Linked DNA regions of Homo sapiens: region 2 is linked to region 1. A link is a contact called in ENCODE Hi-C or POLR2A ChIA-PET data. All regions are on one chromosome and are shown on one strand. The core of a region is the stretch at or near the end of the contact, and the rest is flanking DNA. Distances in the headings are between cores, read along the strand shown. Region 1 overlaps THSD4 (thrombospondin type 1 domain containing 4). Region 2 overlaps THSD4 (thrombospondin type 1 domain containing 4).

Region 1 (4,057 bases), core at 493-2,992:
GACATCCTGTATTCTCGCAAAACCACACTGCAATACAGCATGGTTAACCCTGAAATAGAGGAGGCCACATCAACCTGAGAGGGGGCAGAAGTAGAGGTGGGATCCAGATCCATGGAGGGCTTCCTGAGGAGGTGACCTGGAAATGCAAGCGAAGTACAAATGCAGGCCAGCCAAGTGAGGGAAGGAACAGTTAAGCAACGGCTAGAGAGAGGGAGTGCTTAGTTGTGTGTAGACTGTGTATTTAGGAATGGGATTTAAGGAAGAACAGGAGGAAATGAGGCTATAAAGGTAGGCGAGGTTCCGCTCTTGAAAGAGGTTTTATCCCTTGCTTAGGACTTTGAACTTCAACCTAGAGTGACAGAGAAGCCACTTAAATACCTCATAATGGAGGAATTATTACAGGAAGCTGCGGCCATTTAAAAAGGCATACAGATGATATAACTGCGTAGATATTAAGTTTAAAAAGCAGAATATGGCCAGGTGTGGTGGCTCATGCCTGTAATCCCAGCACTTTGGGAGGCCGAGGTGGGCGAATCACTTGAGGTCAGGAGTTCAAGACTGGCCTGGCCAACATGGTGAAACCCTGTCACTACTAAAAAATACACACACACACACACACAAAATTAGCTGGCTGTGTTGGCAGTTACCTGTAATCCCAGCTACTTGGGAGGCTGAGGCAGGAGAATCACTTGAACCCGGGAGGCGGAGGTTGCTGTGAGCCAAGATTGCACCACTGCGCTCCAGCCTGGGTTACAGAGTGAGACTTGTAAACATAAAAATTATGTGCTCACTGTGATTGCTGATATATGAAATATATTTAGGTTGGTGCAAAAGTAATTGTGCAGTTACTTTTGCACCAACGTAATTAATTATGACAATGGCAAAGCGTGGGAGGATGTCTAAAAGTAGAATCTGTTATTTGCATGGCGAGTCTTTGAGAATTCCTTTATAATATTCACTCAGCACTGTATCACTACTATATGCAAATAGATCAAGATACAATCCCTTCCCTCTATCATCAAATATGGGGAGAGCTGATAACTTTAATGCACTTTTAAAAAGTGTGTGATTATGAAATGTCTAGAATAGGCAGATCAATAGAGACAGAAAGTAGATTGGTGGTTGCCAAGATCTAGGGGGAGTGAGGAATTGAAATGACAGCTCACAGGCACAGGGCTTCTTTTTGAGCTGATGGAAATGTTCTGGAATTATATAATGGTTGCGGTTGGACACACAACCTTATGAATATACGAAGACTTATTGAACTGTATAGTTGGTTAAAATGCTTAATTTTGTGTTATACAAATTTTTCTCAATAAAAATTATAGGAAGAAAAAAGGTGCTGATTCCACAGAGATGATATTGCTTATACCTTATCTTTATTTTATTTTATTTCATTTTACTTTGGTAGTAAAAGGCAATCGCAAATGTGAGTTGAACTGCCAGGCAATGGGCTACCGCTTCTATGTACGGCAAGCTGAGAAAGTCATCGATGGCACCCCCTGTGACCAGAACGGCACGGCCATCTGTGTGTCTGGGCAGTGCAAGGTAAGTGCCCCCGAACTGGGGTGAATTCTTAAGGTGTTTGATCTGTGACTGCTGACTCCATTGTTTTCCAGGGAGAGACTAGGCTGCTAGCTCCCCCCAGCCCACGTCAGGGCCACTCAACCATGCGCTCTGGGAGGAGTGGGCTGAGATGGGGCTGCTTGGTCAGCCCTGACTGTGCTTTTGATCTTTGGGCGTCACCAGGTCCCACTCTAGCATTCCCATTATTAAGTGATTTATGTTGACACCACATGCTTCACAAGGGACACAGCAATCTTTGCGAGTTGGATCTGGAGCTCCTTCTTTGCCTGTGAAACGGAGGTTATGGAAAGGGCACTGCTGGTTTAATCAAGAATTGGTTGGCGTCATGAGGGTGGCATTTTAAGGGAATGGCATATTTTATCTTGCCTCTCCCCAGAAGGGGCAGGCTTCCAAAGGAAAGTTGTTTCATGCCTTTTATAGCAGAAGTTGTACTTTAAACAGGAAGTTTTCAACCTCCTTAGGCTTCTGAAGTCTGTTCCAGGAACACCCCGCCTGGCGTTCTGCAAACATTCTGGGCTTCAGAGAATCCTTGTGGGATGCTCAGTGTTGACAGAAAGCACCATTTGGTTAAAAATAGGCATCTTAGATGAAATGGCACAAATTCCGTAGCTACATTAATTTGCGCTTGGACTTCTACCCTCCTTTCATCTACGTATGTATTCATGGAGCTAAGATTTAGCAGGTAAATGACTCTGGAGCCCAAACGAAGAGTCTCTCTTAATTAGCACTCTATAGCTAGCTGGCAGACCGATTTTAATCACAGGAAGAGCTCTTTGGCTATGACACCTGGAAGTTCCTATTATAGTTTGAATATAACTTGCTACAGTGTTTAATATTAGGGATATTGAGGTGTTATTTGTGAGCACAACCTACCCCCCCACCAACAACATTTTGAATGAGGAGGTTTCAGATAGGATGCAAAATAACATAAAGCAGGATTGATATTCTCAGATTTTTAAAAAGTATATTTTTAATTATTATGAGTACATAATGGATGTATATATTTATGAGGTATATGTGATATTTTGATACAGACATACAGTGTGTAATGATCAAATCTGGGTAACTGGGGTATCCGTCACCTCAAGTTTTTAGCATTTCTTTGTATTAGGAACATTCCAGTGCTACTCTTTTATTTTATTTTATTTTACTTTATTTATTTTTTTGAGATGGAGTTTCACTCTTGTTGCCCAGGCTGGAGTGCAGTGGCACAATCTCAGCTCACTGCAACCTCTGCCTCCTAGGTTCAAGGGATTCTCCTGCCTCAACCTCCTGAGTAGCTGGGATTACAGGCTCACGCCACCATGCCCAACTAATTTTTTGTATTTTTAATACAGACGGGGTTTCACCATGTTGGCCAGGCTGGTCTTGAACCCCTGACCTCAAGTGATCCACCTGCCTTGGCCTCCTAAAGTGTTGGGTTTACAGGCGTGAGCCACCGCACCCAGCTTCTACTCTTTTAGTTTTCTTAAAATATACAATAAATTATTATTAGCTATAGTCACCCTATTGTGCTACCAAACACTTGATCTTATTCATTCTAACTGTATTTTTTTGCCCATTAACCATCCTCACTTTATAATCCCATCCCTACTACCCTTTCCAGTCTCTGGCAACCGGCATTTCACTCTCAGTCTTCAGGAGTTCAATTTTGGTTTTTTTAGCTCCCACATGTGAGTGAAAACGTGATATTTGTCTTTGTATGCCTGGCTTATTTCAGTTGACAGAATGTCCTTCAGTTCTATCCATGCTATTGCAAATGACAGGATTTTGTTCTCACATTTTGAATGCAAGTTAAGAAAGGAACAAGGTGTCACTTGATATCTGATGTGTATGAAGTATCTTTGGAAGAGCAAACCCTGAAAGAATTAGGATGCGGTACAGAAGAGGCAGGAAACATCATGGGAAACATCATAGCCTCCAGTTTTCTGCTCCTTTGGAAAAACCACTGGTTTTCACACATCCTCTCTGAGCTTCAGTGTCCTCAGAAAATACTTAAGGGCATTCTCTGAGAGTTTTGTGATCTCCAGCTTTAATGTTCCCTGCTTCTAAATGTTACTGAACTAAAATGATGGGCCTGATAGCAATCTAGCTTTATCTTTCAGATTCCAAAGCAACTGTTTCATTTCCTGAATACAGGTGCACACTGTTGAGGAATGGTGAATGTAATGGTAGAGTATAATGGTTACAAACCTGCCCTCCGAAGTCGGATTGCCTGGGTTCAAGTCATGCCTCTTCCACAGATTTACTGTGTGATTTTGCAAAAGTTACTTAAGCTCTCTGTGCTTCTGTACATCATCTAAAGAATGAGGAGGATGGTACCTACGTCCTGTGTTGCGGTGAAGAGTCATGACCGTATAACAGGGTTTGGCATTCAGTAAGCATACTGGCATTTATTAGTATCACTGCATATACCTACATATATACCATTGTACTTGGATTTTCTATGCAAAAGTGTTTGCCTTTTTTT
Region 2 (4,299 bases), core at 43-2,542, 33 kb after region 1:
CACCTTCCCTGTTAAAACGGTGCAAGTGCTTAATAAATGCATGATGAATGGTGGGTTGCTGGGTGGACAGGCACGCAGAGAGGTATTTGGGTTGAGTGTGGACAAACTGGTAAGCTGGAGAAACTGGTGCCAAAAAGGGATGTTTACACTAAGTGCAGATTTGGACAGGATCACTGCTAGATCCCTTCCATCTAAGATATTGCAAATCACAAATTCTGAAGAACTCAGTGGAGAATTCTAAAGCATGGGGTCCACCTGAAGAGTCCCAGACTGATGCCGTCTCTTCTACAGCCACTGGTGTCATTGTTAATCTTGTCCAGTCACATGTCAATGTAACTCTTAGTCAGAAGACAGAAATATACCAAGAGAATCCATGTGTCGTCTGTAGCCCATGCCTCTCTCCTGAGCACCAGACTCATCTGCTAATTCACTGCTTTCCATTTCTACCCACACATCTCACAGCACCTCACGCTGCACGTGACTAAACCTGAGCTCATTATATTTTCTTCCTCCCTTGTGCACGCTCTTGGGTTTCTGATTTTGGTGAGTGACACCTCCACTCAATGAGTCCCCATGACAGACCAGCTGGATGCCTTCTTCATTCCCACCTCTCCATGATCATTGGTGACCCAGTTCTATTTATTCTTGAAGTCTCAGAAGAGCTTCATTTCACATCATCTTCTTTGGACCATTGCAGTGGTCTACTAACTAGTCTTCCTTCCTTTTCTTATTCTTTTTCAGGTGAGCTTTCATTTTACCGTCAGAGGGATTCTAAAATATAAATTATTCCCCTGCCTCTGTGCCCACTCTACCTCTCCCCATTGTCCACAGATAAAAGTCCAAATTCCTTAGCATGGCATTCAGTATGTTCCATGATCTAGCCCCTGCCTACCTCTCCATTCTTAAAGCAAACATTCCAACCATACCAAACCACGTACAGCTCTCTGAATAGGCCATGCCTCTGGGCTCTGTCCCTACTTGTTTTTCTATGGGGAATACCTTTTCCTATCTGTACACATGGCAAATAGCTGTTCACCTGGCAAGACACAGCTTCGGTGTCATTTCTTCTATAGTGCTGTTACTCTTGGTCCCCAGAGAGGGTGGCTTCCTCTCCCTGTCGTGCCCCAAATAGACCTCTTTTAAGACACCCATCATTCTTTATTGCCCTTTTTGATTTACGTATCTACCTCCCCACAGATGCACAGAAAAATCCTAAACTAGGAACAAACCTTGTCTTACTCATCTTTGATCCTCCACTATCTAGCACAGTGAGTCAGCGCATAATACTTACTCAAAAGATGTTTGTTCAAATGAACAAATCCATCTATTATTTAACCAGTCATGAGATCACCATGGGAGCAACACTGTTCATCTGGAGCTGCTGATATCATACCATATGTTCATTCTTCACCAGGTGTTACCTGGATATCCCCTCATCTCACAACCTCAGAGTGCAGATGTGTCACATTTACAGAAGCACCAGCAAAGTCAATGTTCTGTTCCCCGTCATCTTGATTGACAGGAGGTTCTCTGTTTTCTCAGATGATCCTTCCCATCATTTCCAAATTGTGATCTAAAGTAGACAGCTGAGTACCCAAGTCTGAAATTCAAAGCATTGGTTAGGACCACTGTTTTGGCTGACTGGAAAGAGGTGATGATTTATCTTCATGGCTAATGGCTCAGAAAGTTCTTTTCAAGGTTGTAGAATTCAAATGTTATCCATGACGGGATATGAAATCCTTACGATGTGCTTTGCTTTTTTTGTACATCAAAGCATTAAGCATGGGACAAATTTTGCTGAGCTTAATTGTGGAGATGAGTCCATGTTTTACACCATTTAGCAAAATGCAGTTGCAAGATCGCTCTGCCTAATTGTCTAACAGGGACTTCAAACCTTGAGATAATTAAGACTGAATTTATTTCCTTCAACTCTCCCAAAAGAAAATAACTTTGGATACTTTCTTCTGTATCTCCATGAACAACATCTAACTAATCACCCAGGCCAGAAATATAAATGTCAATATCAATTCCGCTTTCCATCCCCTGACTCTATCCCATAGTGAAACTGTCCCAAGGAAACTACCTCCTTAGTAGTTCTCTCTACTTTGTTCTTTGTTCTTCTTCCCGCCATCACTTCCTTTCTTTAAACCTTCATCATTAGTTGTGTAGATAAGTATAGCAACCACTTTAATGGTCTTCCTTTATTTAGCATTGCCCTTTCTTATACAGAATTGCCAGTGTCGTCTTGTAAAATAGGAATCAAAATGTGTCACTCTCCTGTAAAACTTCCAGTAATTCCTCCACGGTCTTTAGGTCTCTGTTTAGTTCTACAGTGTTGTTTTATCACACTACTATCTTACCTTATACGTTGGTCTTGAATACCTCTAGTTTTCCAAACAAGTCATCTTTTGTCATTTTTCTCAGTGCTTTAGTATATTCTGCTGCTTCTGCCTAGAATGCCTTACATAGCAGGATATTTTTGGCTGCAGGTAACAGAAAATCCAATGCAAAGGCTTAAACACTAAGAGTTTAAGCACATAAAGATGGGTGTCTGGTGGTTCTAGGGCTGATTAATGGCAGCAATTCGGTAGTGTCATCAAGGACAAGTTTCTCTTCATTTTTTCTCTCTGCCAAACTCTGTGTGGCCTCCTCAGGGTCACTTCCCTCCAGTTTTCAGGATGTCTGCCACAGATCTGAGCATCTCGGGAAGACATGAAGTCCAGCAGGAGGAGGAGCCTATTCTTTCTTGTGCATGCTCTTTAAGAGTCAGGGACATGTTTCTAGAAGCCCTCAAAGAAAAACTTGTCTTTTGTCTTAGTAGTGAAAACTGAGTCTCATGCTCATCTGTAGCCTGTCACTGGCACAGGGATTTAAAGAAGTCAGGGGAGTGGGCCGGGGGAGACAAGGACACAGGAATGAAAACGAAGGCACTGTTAGCATGGAGGAAGGGGGAAGTGCCCAGTGGGTTTGCAAACAACAGTGTCCTCTGTTGCCCTCTTCCCTCCATTTTTTTTGTTTTTTTTTTTTTTTTTTTTGGAGACAGAATCTCACTCTGTCGCCAGGCTGGAGTGCAGTGATGCGATCACGGCTCACTGCAATCTCCACCTCTTGGGTTCAAGGAATTCTCCTGCCTCAGCCTCCCTAGTAGCTGGGACTACAGGCATGTGCCACCTCGCCCAGCTAATTTTTGTATTTTTAGTAGAGACAGGGTTTCACCATGTTGGACAGGATTGTCTTGATCTCTTGACCTCGTGATCCGCCACCTTGGCTTCCCACCTTGGCTTCCCAAAGTGCAAGGATTACAGGCATGAGCCACCACGCCCAGCCCTTTCCTCCTCTTTGCCAGGCTAATTGTTGAATACTCAGCTAATGAGTCACCCTCGGAGAGACTTCTCTGACCACCTCTCTTCCTTTTGATGCCTTCTGACAAGTTAATACAGCTATAGAATTTATCCTACCAGACCACAAGTGCCTCGAGGTAGGACTGTCTTTTAGTATCTGTCATAGTTACTGGCACATAGCTACAGGCATATGTGCTAATATTTGTTGAATATAAAAATAAAAGACAAAACCTGAGTTGTGTCAATTAGCGATGACATTCTCCTTGCCACAGAAACCCTAGAGTGGTTTAACCAAAAGAGATACTGTTTTTCTCATGGAACAACTCCAGAGGAAGAGGTCCTGGGCTAATAAACATGCACTTACAATTCATCACAGGCTTGGGAGCCTTCTAGAGTCTTGTTCTGCTCTCCTTGGCATGTCACTGCATGTTCTCATGAACACATCCTGGCTCTTCCACCTCCTGAGTCCATGTTCCAGGCAAAAAGAAGGACTAAAGGTACAGGTTACTTGTCAATTGAATCTGTGGCTTTTCCTCTGGTAAACAGTAGCTTTCTCGGCAGCTCTGCTTACTTGACTTCTGGTTATATCCCATGAGCCAGGCACAGATCTGGTTTTACGGGACAATGCCAAAACAAACATTGTCAGGGTTCTGTTAGGGTCACAAGAAGATTTACTCTATTTCTTGTTCTGTCTGCCTGCTTGAAACAATAGCAGCCATTAAAAGTTGTTATGTGGAAGTCTTGTATTATATACTAGAAATGGGCCTTGTAAGAATGACTTGTATCATATTGTCCACATCCTCATTGAGAATATTAAGAAGACAATGTTGAGAAGACTGACGCCCAGAGAAATGTCATTTGCCCAAGGCAAAATCAAATATTTTGGTGGCAGAGACTGCTTAGGAAACAACCGGTCCTTATCTCAAGTCTAACTCCCTTAACATTTGGGGGCATTTCA

Evidence for each region. A loop is a pair of places that touch in the nucleus more often than their neighbours do. ChIA-PET counts read pairs that join two places held with the same protein, here RNA polymerase II (POLR2A). Pooled maps may share reads with other maps.
Region 2: a loop to region 1 is called in a map of Calu3, with 12 times the contacts of the local background. The contact joins two enhancer-like sites. A Hi-C loop is called at or near these places in 1 of 168 maps with a recorded cell type or tissue (Calu3), 1 of 37 single-sample maps with no recorded cell type and 3 of 50 pooled maps. POLR2A ChIA-PET finds 5 or more read pairs at or near these places in 2 of 52 experiments (activated CD4-positive, alpha-beta T cell and activated T-cell).

The regions. Positions count from the first base shown.
Region 1 is chr15:71,410,276-71,414,332 of GRCh38, forward strand. It overlaps THSD4 (thrombospondin type 1 domain containing 4), which reads left to right. Exons shown (of 18, transcript NM_024817.3): 7 at 1,412-1,548. Among named protein-coding and RNA genes, the nearest start is that of THSD4-AS1, 220 kb to the left of the region's middle. Within about 2 kb of position 1,743, at least 11 of the 41 ENCODE cell types and tissues checked have a DNase peak (open chromatin) inside an H3K27ac peak, as active enhancers do.
Region 2 is chr15:71,444,104-71,448,402 of GRCh38, forward strand. All of the region lies in intron 7 of THSD4 (thrombospondin type 1 domain containing 4), which reads left to right. Among named protein-coding and RNA genes, the nearest start is that of THSD4-AS2, 250 kb to the right of the region's middle. Within about 2 kb of position 1,293, at least 3 of the 41 ENCODE cell types and tissues checked have a DNase peak (open chromatin) inside an H3K27ac peak, as active enhancers do.